Linked DNA regions of Homo sapiens: all the other regions are linked to region 2. A link is an interaction called in ENCODE POLR2A ChIA-PET data of the cell type or tissue named here. Cell type or tissue: Panc1. All regions are shown on one strand. Links, peaks and the distances in the headings refer to the core of each region. The heading gives the core; the rest is flanking DNA. Region 1 overlaps SRP54-AS1 (SRP54 antisense RNA 1). Region 2 has its middle 37 kb from the start of CFL2. Region 3 has its middle 18 kb from the start of CFL2.

Region 1 (4,865 bases), core at 1,284-3,783, 260 kb before region 2:
CAAGCTCTGCCACCTGATAGCAATGGCACAGTTAATTAGTTTATAGTGCTCTTGAGCCCACTGCAAATGATCTAGACGCTTGCTGGGCTTGACTTGTTTCATGGTGAAGGCTCCTTGAAACACTGGCACCAACAGGTACTTCAGGTCGGTGGAAGCAATCACTTCCAAATCTTCATTTTAGCTGAACAAGTCAAGCTGCGATAACATTTCGGCAGCCTTCTCAAGGAGGTCCAGGCCCTTGAACACCTTCTTCTGGACTATCCGGGAACCGGCAGGTTCAGTCACTACTTCTACATCATCCAGAAGCTGTTTGCTGGTTTCAAACAGCTCGGGGAGCTGTGGCAGCAGTAATTTGTCTTCAGCAGCCATCTTGGAGAGGGACAAACAAGAAATTATTTTTAAAGGAAAACTTTCAAAGTGAAAAGAGAAATATATCTTCTCCTGGGAGTACTAAAAGAAAACCTCACCTCAGATGAGTTATCTCACAATTTCCGAACAAAAATAATCACCTTTGGGCCAAGAAGAGGTGTGGAAAGTTTCAAACACAGTTTTTATAAAGGGGGTACAACTGAAAAGGGGTTTTAACACAACCACCTCTCTCGCAGGCTTATTAGATCCTGATCACCTAAGAGTTTCTTGTCAGCACTCCTGTCAAATGGATGAAATGCGCCCGGAAGGCTACCTCTGACAAAAGGGAAGGCACAGCAGAAATGTTACTGTGTAAGGGTGCCAGTGGGTACAGATGTGGTTATCATCTTCCACTAATCATCTAAGAACAAAGCATCTTTTGCTCCTTTGGGGGGCTAAATGGGATGGTTACTAAGTGGGAAGGATGTGCTTTCCTAATACAGCAGCATAATAATTGTTCTAAAAGATTTTAACCCTGGCTGGGCACAGTGGCTCACGCCTGTAATCCCAGCACTTTGGGAGGCTGAGGCGGGCGGATCATGAGGTCAAGAGATTGAGACCATCCTGGCCAACACGATGAAACCCCATCTCTACTAAAAATACAAAAAAATTAGCCGGGCGTGGTGGTGGGCGCCTGTAGTCCCAGCCACTCAGGAGGCTGAGGCAGGAGAATCGCTTGAACCCGGGAGGCGAAGGTTGCAGTGAGCCGAGATTGTGCTGCACTCCAGCCTGGGCAACAGAGTGAGACTCTGTCTCAAAGAAAAAAAAGGGCAGGGGGTGTCAGGCATGGTGGCTCACGTCTGTAATCCCAGCACTTTGGGAGGCCGAGGCAGGCGGATCAAGAGATCAAGACCATCCTGGCCAACATGGTGAAACCTCATCTCTACTAAAAATACAAAAATTAGCTGGGTGTGGTGGTGCGCACTTATAATCCCAGCTACTAGGGTAGCTGAGGCAGGAGAATCACTTGAACCTGGGAGGCAGAGGCTGCAGTGAGCTTAGATTGCACCACTGCACTCCAGCCTGGCGACAGAGCAAGACTTCATCTCAAAAAAAAAAAAAAAAAAGTATAAAAACCTCAACAATTATAATTTATCTGATCTTATTATGTAAAGGGGCTCTTGAGAACAGCAAGTTTATCTCAATATGGTATATTCAGAATAGTCAAATATAGTTTTTTGTTTGTTTTTGAGACACAGTCTCACTGTTGCCCAGGCTATAGTGTGGTGGTGCATTCCTCAGCCTCCTGAGTAGCTAGGGCTTCAGACACGTGCCCCCATGCCCAGCTGATTTTTCAATTTTATATAGAGATGAGGTCTCCCTGTGTTGCCAAGGCTGGTCTCAAATTTCTGGGCTCAAGGGATCCTCCTGCCTCAGCCCCCCAAAGTGCTGGGATTGCAGGCGTGAGCCACAAAACCCAGCCACCGCCCTGGTCTTTCAAAGCACTGGGATTACAGGTGAGCCTTAATTTAGAGATAGTATTTCCCTTCAGAGCAGATATCAGACTTGTTTACTTTCCTGTATAATAAAGTTAATGTCTCCCTCCAGAGCAAAGACCTTGCAGGTTTAAAAGTTGTCATTCAGAACTAAGGGGAGTTCCGTGGCGCCTCTGGCCTGGCCTCCCCTTTCTTGTCTGACTCGAGACACCAACTGAGTTCCTGTTTCTAGTAGCTAAGCTCCCACCGTCGGGGAGGAATCAGGGACTGTGCAGTCCCTGTGAATCCCATCCAGGTCAGTTCTAGATTCTAAACTGAATTTTTTTCATGATATTGTCAAAACAGTGAGGAAACGTTTTGTAAAGAAGCCCTAAAGAAAAAAAAAGTCATTGAGCCTTCCTAAACAATTTTCTCTTAATATATGTATTCTAAGACTTTTTAATGTATATACTATATTAGAAATCCAATTCTCTTGTAGATGTCTCTTTTTTTTAATAAAAACTTTTTTTTTTTCACATTTTCCTGCCTCTATCTAGTATGTGGAACTTAACTGAACTTAGAAGGGACTTCAGAACTATTTATTTATTTATTTATTGAGACAGAGTTTTGCTCTTGTTGCTCAGGCTGGAGTGCAATGGCTCAATCTCAGCTCACCGCAACCTCTGCCTCCCGGGTTCAAGCGATTCTCCTGAGTAGCTGGGATTACAGGCAAGCATCACCACGCCCGGTTAATTTTTTGTATTTTTAGTAGAGACAGGGTTTCTCCATGTTGGTCAGGCTGGTCTCGAACTCCTGACCTCAGGTGATCTGCCTGCCTCGGCCTCCCAAAGTGCTGGGATTACAGGCACAAGCCACCACACCCAGCCCTGTAGATTTCTCATTGAGGGCACAAACATTTATTTCCATCTCCTGTGTAACTATTCATAAACTTAAAGATGATTACTAAAGCAACTTTCACCTTCCTCAGGTTAAATAAGCAATGTGCCTTTAAACTTTCCACATAAATTCTGTTTTCTAATTTTTGTTGTTGTTGTTGTTGCTATTTTGTGTTTTCTAATTTTTAATCCTTTGGTTAATCATGCCTCTGGATTTTTTCCCATTTTCTTCATCTCTTGAATTTAGAGCCCAGGATCTGATACAATACCCTAGTAAAGGGTTAATTCCTATTGCATAGATTTTCGATACCTGCCACAGACTTGAGGGCAGGTTGAGGGCAGATACTGTTTTATACTTTTCTAGTATCAGTAACTTTCTAGCATATGTAGGTGCTCAGTAAATTCTTACTGATTGATTGGTGTATCCCAGAATTGTTTTTGAGTTGTAAATCACAGTACCACTTTGCTGATTCATGTTTAATGTTTGCTTCACTATAAAAATTGTTTGTAAAGTAAAAAACAGCAAGGAACTCTACAAGTGGTGAACAATGGCTATAAATCATAGAACCATCTTTGTTTTTGTGAAAAGTATTCTTACTTCAATTAGCAGTCTTTCTATTCCCGACCACCTATCCCAAAGGAATCATCATCAATAATGCCATCTCTGCATACAAAAGATATTCTTTAATTACGATGCTTAGCTGAGTTAGCATTTTTACTTTTTTTCCTTTTTCTATTCTTTTTTTTTTTTTTTTTTTTTTTTTTTTTTTTTTTTTTTTGAGACGGAGTCTCGCTCTGTCTCCCAGGCTGGAGTGCAGTGGCGCGATCTCTGCTCGCTGCAAGCTCCGCCTCCCGGGTTCACGCCATTCTCCTGCCTCAGCCTCCCGAGTAGCTGGGACTACCGGCACCCGCCACCACGCCCAGCTAATTTTTTTTTAATTTTTAGTAGAAACAGGGTTTCTCCGTGTTAGCCAGGATGGTCTCGATCTCTTGACCTCGTGATCCGCCCACCTCGGCCTCCCAAAGTGCTAGGATTACAGGCGTGAGCCACCGTGCCCGGCCTATTCTTTTTTTTTTTTTTTTTTTTTTTTTTTAGTAGCACTTGTTGTTGAAGCATTTTTACTTTTTGTATTTCCTTCTTTCTGAGTTACTGTGGTAGGCTGCATCTAAAATGACTCCTAAGCACCGTACCTTCTGGTTTTCACATCCTTGTGTAATTTCCTCCTCTTGTGCTTGGGCCGGACCTAATGACCTCTTTCAAAAGAATAGAATATGGCAAAGTGACAGAATGTCACATCTGAGATTAGGTTACAAAAGACTGTGACTTTCATCTTCCTCTCTCTCTTGCGCTCTCACTTGCTCATTCCAATGTAGGAAATTGCCATGTTGCAATTTCCAAAGGATAGGTCACAATCCAAAGGATAGGTCCATATGGCAGAAAAACGGAGGGTAGCCTCTAGTCAACAGCCAGTGAGGAACGGAGGCCCTGAGTGCAACACCCTGATAGGGACTAAGTCCTACCAACATCAACACCTAGTCAAGCCTTAAGATGACTGCAGCACCCGCTCAACACCTTTTATACAGCCTTATGAGAAACCCAGAGCCAAGAGACCCAACTAAGCTTTGCCTAGCTTCCTTACTCATAGACTCTGTAAGAAAATAATTGTTTATTGCTTTAAGGCACCAAGTTTGGGGGTAATTTTTCATACAGCAAGAGATAACTAATATAGATTCTGTTTGATAAATATTAACTTACACCTAACTCAGATTTCACTCAAAGAAATTAATATGCATGTGAGAAGATATATTCTTTACCCAGCCACGGGAGGTATTGCCTAGGAAAAACTTAGATAGTTGCCAACCGATTGTATCATAATCTCACTTCTGAGTTTAGAAATTAATATTAAAGGACTGTAGTTTCCAGTCAGACTTTTCCATTTAAAAACCATGAGCTTCTATTTTTACAAGTCATAGGTACTTAATTAGTTCTCCACTATTCTGTAAAATAATACACTCCTAGTTCTGTGATAACTCTGGTCAATTCTAGAAATAAGTATTCGTTAGTACAAATTACCAGAGCCTGTGGATTTGAATGTATCAATCTGTTTTATTAAGCAGGCCCCATTTTGTGAAACTCAGCTGGAAA
Region 2 (4,865 bases), core at 965-3,464:
CCTTGTTAAGTAGATCTTAAACATATAATTAGATTTAAATGTTTAAAAAGAATAAGGTTGTCAGTGAATAATTTGATTTTTAAAAGATCAGAGAAAAAAACAGAAAGGCAGGCAAAAGGAAAATCTGGCTGGGCACGGTGGCTCACGCCTGTAATCCCAACACTTTGGGGGGCCAAGGCGGGTGGATCATCTGAGGTTAGGAGTTCGAGACCAGCCTGGCCAACATGGTGAAACCCTGTCTCTACTAAAAACACAAAAATTAGCCGGGCGTGGTGGCAGGTGTCTGTACTACCAGCTACTTGGGAGGCTGACGCAGGAGAATCACTTGAACCCGGAGGCGGAGGTTGCAGTGAGCTCAGATCCTGCCACTGCACTCCAGCCTGGGCAACAGAGCAAGACTCTGTCTCAAAAAAGAGAAAATTTATGTAACTCTCAGTTTCTTTTCTTTTTTTTTTTTTTTTGAGACAGAGTCTTGCTCTATCGCCCAGGCTGAAGTGCAGTGGCGCAATCTCAGATCACTGCAAGCCCCACCTCGCAGGTTCACGCCATTCTCCTGCCTCAGCCTCCCAAGTAGCTGGGACTACAAGCGCGCACCACCACGCCCAGCTAATTTTTTGTATTTTTAGAAACAGGATTTCACCGTATTAGCCAGGATGGTCTCGATCTCCTGACCTTGTGATCCGCCCGCCTCGGCCTCCCAAAATGCTGGCATTACAGGAGTGAGCCACCACGCCCGGCCAACTCTCAGTTTCTTAAGACACATGAATATATATGTGTGTGTGTGTGTGTGTGTGTGTGTGTCTATATATATATATATATATATATATATATATATATATATATATACACACACATACAAATATCCCCACAGCCATGTATTACTTAACCATGAAGAATACATTCTGAGAAAAGCATCGTTAGGCAATTTCATCATTGTGTGAGCATCATCAAATGTACTTACCACGAACCTAGATGATATGGCTACTACACACCTAGGCTATATGGTGCAGCTTATTGCTCCTAGGCTACATACCTGTACACCATGTTACTGTACTGAATACTGTAGGCAGTGGTAACACAATGGTACTTGTGTATCTAAACACATCTAAAAACAGAAAAAGTGCAGTAAAAATATGGTGTTATAATCTTTTTATTTATTTATTTATTTGTTTATTTTTGAGACGGAGTCTCATTCTGTTGCCCAGGCTAGAGTGCAGCGGTGTGCATTTGACTCACTGCAACCTCCACCTCCCAGGTTCAAGCAATTCTCCTGCCTCAGCCTCCCGAGTAGCTAGGATTATAGTCGTGTGACACCACACCAAGCTAATTTTTGTATTTTTAATAGAGACGGGGTTTCACCATGTTGGCCAGGCTGGTCTCGAATTTCTGACCTCAGGTGATCCGCCCACCTCAGCCTCCCAAAGTACTGGGGTTACAGGTGTGAGACACCACGCCCGGCCTATGGTGTTATAATCTTATGGGACCACTGTTGTATATGTGGTTTGTGGTTCACTGAAATGTTGTTATATGGTGCATGCCACTATACACACACACACACGCACACATATGTGCACACACACACATGCACACACATGCACACACACGTGCACACCCACGCGCATGCACACATGCACATATAAGTATATAGCTCTATATATGTATATATACATATATGGGCATATGTGTGTATATATGTGTGTGTATATGTATAGTATACACAATTTGCCCCGTGAAGGAGGCACTGATGAATACAGAGGCATTCCTGATTATTCAGGTGGTGTGAGCAAGGGAAAGTAAAGTACTAACTGCTGATGGTTGAAAAGAGGTTTGAGGTGCTCTTGCCAACTAACAAGAGAATTTTTGCCCGAATAACTAGAATGAGTAGAGCATTCACAATCCATGGTATTAATATGGTTTGAAAGCAGTGTGAGTATGTCATAGCAGAGGGGGACGTGGCATGCAGTCTCTATTGTCTTGCGTCTCTGTGGTAAACACTTTTCAGTAGATACTGAATAATCAGGGTGAGATTATTAACCCGTTCTTCATCTCTGAGAAATTAACCCCACAGCACTCCAGTTTACCAGTACAAACCTTACTGTAGAGTTGTCTACTGGACTGTGAATAAATTCATCGGGTTCTAATTTGCAAGTCGAACTCTAAAATTTTCAATCTTCTCGCCTTCAATTTATTTTGAAAACAGTCTGTGCCTGAGTTATGACAAAGGAAGGGAGAATTATATTTTCACCCTCAAATTGATGGAATAACTTTAAATGAAACACCCATATTCCACTTAGAGACTGTAGTATTGACTACTTTCCTATTCTTACGCCTCCTAATTCTTAAGTGGGGGTGGTGGGGCCTTTAACAGCTGCACATTTCCAACACAGTCCTCCCTAAATGGTGTCAAATGACTGGGAATGAAGTTTTGGTAACTCTGGATGATTTATGCAGCCACTTAGTCATCGTTGTTCCATCAGGGGAAACAATGAGAGGCTTTTGTTTGTGTTTCTGTGTGTAGGGTGTGAGGGACAAAGAGAAGCAAATATTCATATAATGAAACTTTGGTCCTCTTTTTTTCCTCTCAACAGAGGTCTTTATATTCAAATTACTATAAATATAACATAAAAATAGAATATATACTGCACTGTGGCTCTTTCTACATTGTTTTCATGTATTTGCCTAGAAAGCTGCTTTTTTTCCTTCTCTCTCTGTTTTTTTTTTTTTTTTTTTTTTTTTTTTGAGACGGAGTCTCTCTCGCTCTGTTGCCCAGGCTGGAGTGTAGTGGCATGATCTCGGCTCACTGCAACCTCCGCCTCCCGGGTTCAAGAAATTCTCCTGCTTCAGCCTCCTGAGTAGCTGGGATTATAGGCGCGCGCCACCATGCCCAGCTAATTTTTGGATTTTTAATAGAGACGGGGTTTCACCATGTTGGTCAGGCTGGTCTTGAACTCCTGACCTTGTGATCCACCCGCCTCGGCCTTCCAAAATGCTGGGATTATAGGCGTGAGCCACCTTGCCCGGTGCCTTCTCTGTTTTTCAAAAAAAAAGTAATGCATGAATACATTCTAACCATAAAATAATCAAACATTATGGAAGTACGCAGAATAAAAAACCAATCTCCCTTCATTGCCCTCACCCAACCTCCACCCCCCACCATCCAGCCCCTACAAAAAAGATCCTTAAAAAAAAAAAAACCTCCATTGCCCTGGTTTTGGGCAGTTTCATAAGAACAGAAGACATATTGCAAGCAACAGGAAAATTCTAAAATATGGAAAATCAGAAATCACTGCAAATGGACCCCACTGTGAAGCATACCCCAGCAAGTGGCAGGGATAATTGTGGCAGTGTTTGAATGCAGGTCGAGGTAGCTCCTCTGAAGAAAAGGCACGTGGAGCCAAAAATATCTGGGTTTGCTTCTTTCTACCTCTGCCACTAGCTAGCTGAGTATCCTTGGGCAACTTTAGTTTCCCTAGCCATAAGGTAGACATGGTCACAGAGGCATGAAATGAGATTGTGTGTGCTGAACACCTGCCAAATGCCTGAATACTAGGTCTTCAGCAAATATTAGCTTTCCTCCAACCTCCAGAAGAACTTTGCTGCAACTGAGGCACCTAACAGTTTATTCCTGGTAAACTTCTAGTTATTTCTTGATGTCTGTGGGGAAATGATAATCCTATTTTGTACACTGGTTGTAAAAGGTGAAAAAGAGCATGGTTTGCTGTCCTGCCAGGCTGCTCAGAGCATGTCAGTGTTTTGCAGGGTTAATTAAAGGCTGATGTGAAAATAGGTCTCCACTACATTTGAGTTCAGGCAATGAATGTGGATTCAGACAAGAGTGCTGATGATTAAGAAATCCTAGTAGGCCAGATGTGGTGGCTCACGCCTGTAATCCCACACTTTGGGAAGCCGAGGTAGGTGGATCGCTTGAGCCCAGGAGTTCAAGACCAGCCTGGGTAACATAGGGAAACCACCACCGTCCCCGTCTCTACAAAAAAATTAAAAAAAAAAATTAGCCAGAGCTATTATTGTGCCACTGCACTCCAGCCTGGGTAACAGAGCAAGGCCCTGTCTCAAAAATAAAAATAAATAAATAATAAAAGAAATCCTGGCCAGGCACAGTGGCTCATGCCTGTAATCCCAGCACTTTGGGAGGCCGAGGTGGGCAGACCACGTGAGGTCAGGAGTTTGAGACCAGCCTAGCCAACATGGTGAAATCCTGTCTCTACTAAAAATACAAAAATTAGCCAGGTGTGGTGGCGCACACCTGTAATCCCAGCTATTCAGGAGGCTGAGGCAGGAGAATCGCTTGAATTTGGGAGGCAGAGGCTGCAGTGAGCCGAGATCACACCACTGTACTCCAGCCTGGGCAACACAGGGAAACTCCATCTCAAAAAAAAGAAAGAAATCCTGATAATCATGGGTATATTATCTCCTGGAAACCTGTATCACTAGGTGACTCATTAAAAGAACAAATTTAATAATGGGGAACACTGATACAAGAACATTGGATTCTCATTATTATTTTAAATATGGAACATTTCACAAATGTGTGTGTCTGCCTGGGCAGGGTCAGTGCTAATCTCTGTATTGTTGCAATTTTTAATACACATGCTGTTGAAGTGAGCATGGATTATTGCTTTTAATAGACTATTTTCTTTTCTTTTTCTTTTTCTTTTTTTCTGAGGCAGAGTTTCACTCTGTCACCGAGGCTGGCATGCAGTGGCGTGATCTTGGCTTGCTGCAACCTCTGCCTCCCAGGCTCAAGTGATCTTCCAGCCTCACCTTCCTGAGTAGCTGGGACTACAGGCACAAGACACCATGCTTGGCTAATATTTGTATATTTTTTTGGTAGAGACAGGGATTTG
Region 3 (4,865 bases), core at 1,298-3,797, 55 kb before region 2:
CTGTATGTGCAATATTTCATTAAAAATGTAAGTTGTATGCTGATTCAAGCAGCAGGAAAAAATATATAAAAATATACGTGTGAGTATATTTATATATGTGTGTATATAAACATACGTATATAAAATATATACATAAATGTATGTATACACATATGTGTGTGCACGTGTGTGTGCGTGTATGCGTGTGTGCGCATGTGTGCGTGTATGTGTGCGTCTGTGTGTGTGCGTGTATGTGCGTGTGTGTGTGTGCCTGTCTGTGTGTCTGTGTGTGCGTGTCTATGTGTGTGCATGTGTGTGCGTGTGTGTACGTGTGTGCGTGTGTATGTGTGTGCGCATGTGTATGTGCGCGCCCATGTATGTGTGGGTGTGTGTATGTGGGTGTATGTGCGTATGTGTGTACGTGTATGTGTGTGTCTGTGTGCACATGTGCGCGTGTGTCTGTGTGTGCGTGTGTGTGCGTGTGTATGTGTCTGTGTATGTCTGTGTATATGTGTGTGCGTGTGTCTGTGTGTATGTGTGTGTGTCTGTGTGTGTATGTGTATATGTGTGTATGTGTATGTGTGTGTGTCCGTGTCTGTCTGGGTTTATGTATGTGTGCATATGTGTGTGTGCGCGCGCACGCGCGTGTCTGTGTGTGCGTGCGCGCGTGTGTTGCCAACTGTGGGAAAGTGATCTGCCCAGAAATTAAAAATCAAAATCAGAGAAATTCAACAGACCAAACAGGGCTAAGGATTTGGAATAAGTAACGGCAGGTATGGTGTGGAGTTTTTATCAGCAGAAATTTCTAGCAAGCAAATTTGTAAAATGTAAGTCAGTCAGTTTAAAAACGAATTTCTTAATTAAAAATACTCACAGGAAGTATATACAGCTGGCCTTTGAGCAACATGGGTTTGAACCGCGTGGGTCTACTAGACATGGATTTTCTTCTGCCTCCGCCACCCCTGAGACAGACAGCAAGACCAATACCTCCTTTTTCTCTTCCCCAGCCCATTCAACACGAAGATAAGGAGGATAAAGAGCTTTATAATGACGCACTTCCACTTAATACATAGTAAATATATTTTTATCTTCCTTATGATTTTCTTAATAACATTTTTTTTCTTTTTGAGATGGAGTCTCCCTCTGTTGCCCAGGCCGCAGTGCAGTGGTGCGATCTTGGCTCACTGCAACCTCCCCCGTCTGGGTTCAAGCGATTCTCCTGCCTCAGCCTCCCATGTAGCTGGGATTACAGGCGCACGCCACCACGTCCAGCTAATTTTTGTGTTTTTATTAGAGACAGGGTTTCGCCATATTGACCAGGCTGGTCTCGAACCCCTGACCTCAGGTGATCTGCCTGCCTCAGCCTCCCAAAGAGCTGGGATTATAGGCATAAGCCACTGTGCCCCAGATGATTTTCTTAATAACATTTTCTTTCCTCCAGCTTACTTTATTGTAAAAATACAGTATATAATACATATCACATATATAAAAAAAAAGTGACAGTTTATGTTGCCGGTATGGCTTCTGGTCCACAGTAGGCTATTAGTAGTTAAGCTTTTGAGGTCAAAAGTTCTATGTGGATTTCTGAATGTGTGAAGGGTTGATGGTTGATGCCCCTAATCCCCATGTTGTTCAAGGGTCAACTGTACTTCAATTCCAAATCCAGTGCAGAAAAACTTTCAGGGCCAGGAAAATGCATTTTGATATAAAATTCAATGGATATTAAGCTCATGCCATAATTAACAACATAATTATTTTTGCAAGAGTTGATAATATTCACTCCACACTGAACTCTCTAACACACTCTCCCAGGTACTAAAGCCAACAAATAGTTTTCATTTCATAATCTTTTTTGCTGGAGAACTAAAGATCCTATTTATGAGTTCACCGAAATCCAAGAAAATTTACAAATCTGGGGAAACAAAGAGCTGTGGATTCCTTTATTACTGTGGCTCAGCTTCTTGGAATGCAGTTTATCCTTACACTAGTAAGACCGGTTTATAACTGCAGATTCCAAAATGGAATCTGGTCAATGGGTAACTTTGAAGGGATGTCCTGTAATGAGGGAGGCTGCCAAAAATGAGTACCCAACGTGAGCCCTTTGGAAAAATAAGTACAATACACATAGGCAGCCAGTATCTCTGAATGAATGGTCTAATAGCCTATATTAAACTATATTCATGAGAAAAGAACACAGGGAACATAGCTCTTTTTTTTTTTTTTTTAATCTCATGACATCAGTAGAACCTGTTAAATTAAGTTTAGCCTAAAGTTGTCTCCTTCCATATCCTAAGTTTGGTCTAAAGGTTGCTCCATACAGAGTGAACTGTAACCTAACTAAATGTATAAACAGACCACAACCGACTCTTGTGCCAATCACCAAGTCTCAGTCAATCACAGGAGGCCAATTGTTCAAATTGTGTTCAAATAAGACAAACACCGAGCTATAACCGATCCTGCTGTTTCTGTACCTCATTTCCATTTTCTGTATGTCACTTCCCTTTTCCTGTCCATCAATCTTCTTCGACCACCCATTAGCTCCAGAGTCTCTCTGAACCTATTCTGGTTCAGGAGGCTGCCCAATTCACAAATAGTTCTTTGTTCAATTAAACTATGTTAAATTTAATTTGTCTAAGGTTTGTTTTTTTTTTAACAAGCCTCATTCACGCTTACGCTCTGAAATTCTTAAAAGAGTTCCAAATGTAAATGCAAAATCTCTGTGTATCATTTAATACTATAAAAAACAGCTTTTTTCTCCCAATTTGTATCATAAAAAGTTTAAAAACTTAAACAAAAACCCCATAGTTCCATCAGCCTAATAAATTGCTTCTAATCCTAGACATAAAGAAGATTCTATTAGCAAACAAAATATAAATTCTTCTCAATTATACATGAAACATTCTCCAAGATAGACCACAAGTTAGTCCACAAAACAAGTCTTACCAAATTTAAGAAGAGTGAATCATATCAAGTGTCCCTTCTGAACACATGGTATGAAACTAGAAATCAATAATAGGAGGAAACATGGAAAATTCACAAATATATGGAAATTAAACAACATGCTCCTGAACAACCAGTGGGTCAGAGAAGAAATTAAAAGGAAAATTTAAAATGTCTTGAGACAGACAAAAATGGAAACACAACATATCAAAACTTAAGGGATGTAGCAAAAGCAGTCGTGAGAGGGAAGTCTATAGCAACAAATGCCCACGTTTAAAACAAACAAAAAAAAAGGCAGCCTGATGCGGTGGCTCCCATCTGTAATTCCAGCACTTTGGGAGGCTGAGGCGGGCGGATCACTTGAGGCCAGGAGTTCAAGACCAGACTGGCCAACATGGTGAAACCTCGTCTCCACTAAATGTAGAAAAATTAGCTGGGGTGTAGTGGCGCATGCCTGTAATCCCAGCTACTTGGGAGGCGGAGGCGGAAGAATCGCTTGAACCCAGGAGGCAGAGGTTGCAATGAGCTGAGATCATACCACTGCACTCCAGCCTGGGCGACAGAGCAAGACTCCATCTCAAAAAAAAGAAAGTATGATGTTAGCTGTGGGCTTTTCATATATGGCTTTTATTGGGTTGAGGTACATTCCTTCTATGCCTAATTGTTGAGGGTTTTTAATCATAAGAGGATACTGAATTTTGTTAAATGCTTTTTCTGCAACTATTGAGATGATCATGTGGTTTTTGTCCTTCGTTTTGTTAATATGGTGTATCACATTTACTGATTTATGTATGTTGAACCATTCTTGTATCACAGGGATAAATCATGCTTGAACATGGTGAATAAACTTTTTAATGTGCTGTTGAATTTGGTTTGCTAATGTTTTGTCGAGGATTTCTGCTTGTTTGTTTTGAGACGGAATCTCGCTCTGTCACCCAGGCTGGAGTGCAGTGGCACGACTGAGGCTCACTGCAACCTCCGCCTCCCAGGTTCAAGTGATTCTCCTGCCTCAGCCTCCCGAGTAGCTGGGACCACAGGCATGCACCACCACACCCGGCTAATTTTTGTAATTTTAGTAGAGATGGGGTTTCACCATGTTGGCCAGGCTGGTCTCAAACTCCTAACCTCAGGTGATCCACCCGCCTTGGCTTCTCAAAGTGCTAGGAGTACAGGCGTGAGCCACCACACCCAGCCTGGCTTATAGGTTTCTTATAGTGTCCTTGTCTGCCTTTGGCATAAGGGCAGTGCTGGCCTTCTAAAATGAGTTTGGAAGTATTCCCTCCTCTTCAGTTTTTAGGAAGAGTTTGAGAAGGGTTGATATTAGTTCTTCTTTAGATGTTTGGTATACGGCCAGGCATGGGAGGCCAAAGAGAGTACTTTGGGAGGCCGAGGCGGGCAGATCACTTGAGGTCAGGGGTTCGAGACCAGCCTAGCCAACATGGTGAAACCCCATCTCTACTAAAAATACAAAAATTAGCCGGGTTTGGTGGTGCACGCCTGTAGTCCCAGCTGCTCAGGAGGCTGAGGCAGGAGAATCACTTGAACCCAGAAGGCAGAGGTTGCAGTGAGCCACGATCATACCACTGCACTCCAGCCTGGGCAACAGAGTGAGACTCTGTCTCAAAAAAAAAAAAAATTAACATACAAATATCAGTAGCATTTCTATACACTAAAAACTATCTGAAGGAGAAATTAATAGGAAAACAATCCCATTTACAATAGCACCAAAAAAAAAATTAGGAGTAAATTTAACCAAAGAGATGAAAGACCTGTATATTGAGGACAATAAAAGATTGATAAAGAAATTGAAGAAGATAAAAATAAATGGAATGATATCCTATGTTCATGGATTAGAAGAATATTGTTAAAATGTCTACACCACTCAAGAAATCTACAGATTCTGTGTAATCTCTATTAAAGTTCCAATGCCAGTTTTCACAGAAATA

Evidence for each region. ChIA-PET counts read pairs that join two places held together with the same protein. Peaks named below come from ENCODE experiments on the same cell type or tissue, not always from the same donor. Only the 100,000 strongest peaks of a DNase experiment are listed, where the experiment ranks them.
Region 1: POLR2A ChIA-PET joins it to region 2 with 5 read pairs; 4 of 35 experiments call an interaction of 5 or more read pairs at or near these places.
Region 3: POLR2A ChIA-PET joins it to region 2 with 7 read pairs; 10 of 35 experiments call an interaction of 5 or more read pairs at or near these places.

The regions. Positions count from the first base shown.
Region 1 is chr14:34,934,829-34,939,693 of GRCh38, reverse strand. All of the region lies in intron 2 of SRP54-AS1 (SRP54 antisense RNA 1), which reads left to right. Among named protein-coding and RNA genes, the nearest start is that of SRP54-AS1, 45 kb to the left of the region's middle. In Panc1, for the core only: no CTCF peak of the experiment used is centred there; no DNase peak of the experiment used is centred there.
Region 2 is chr14:34,675,653-34,680,517 of GRCh38, reverse strand. It overlaps the pseudogene RNU6-1261P. Among named protein-coding and RNA genes, the nearest start is that of CFL2, 37 kb to the left of the region's middle. In Panc1, for the core only: no CTCF peak of the experiment used is centred there; a DNase peak (open chromatin) is centred at 2,460; H3K4me3 peaks cover 416 bases; H3K27ac peaks cover 1,596 bases.
Region 3 is chr14:34,730,542-34,735,406 of GRCh38, reverse strand. No RefSeq gene overlaps it. Among named protein-coding and RNA genes, the nearest start is that of CFL2, 18 kb to the right of the region's middle. In Panc1, for the core only: no CTCF peak of the experiment used is centred there; no DNase peak of the experiment used is centred there.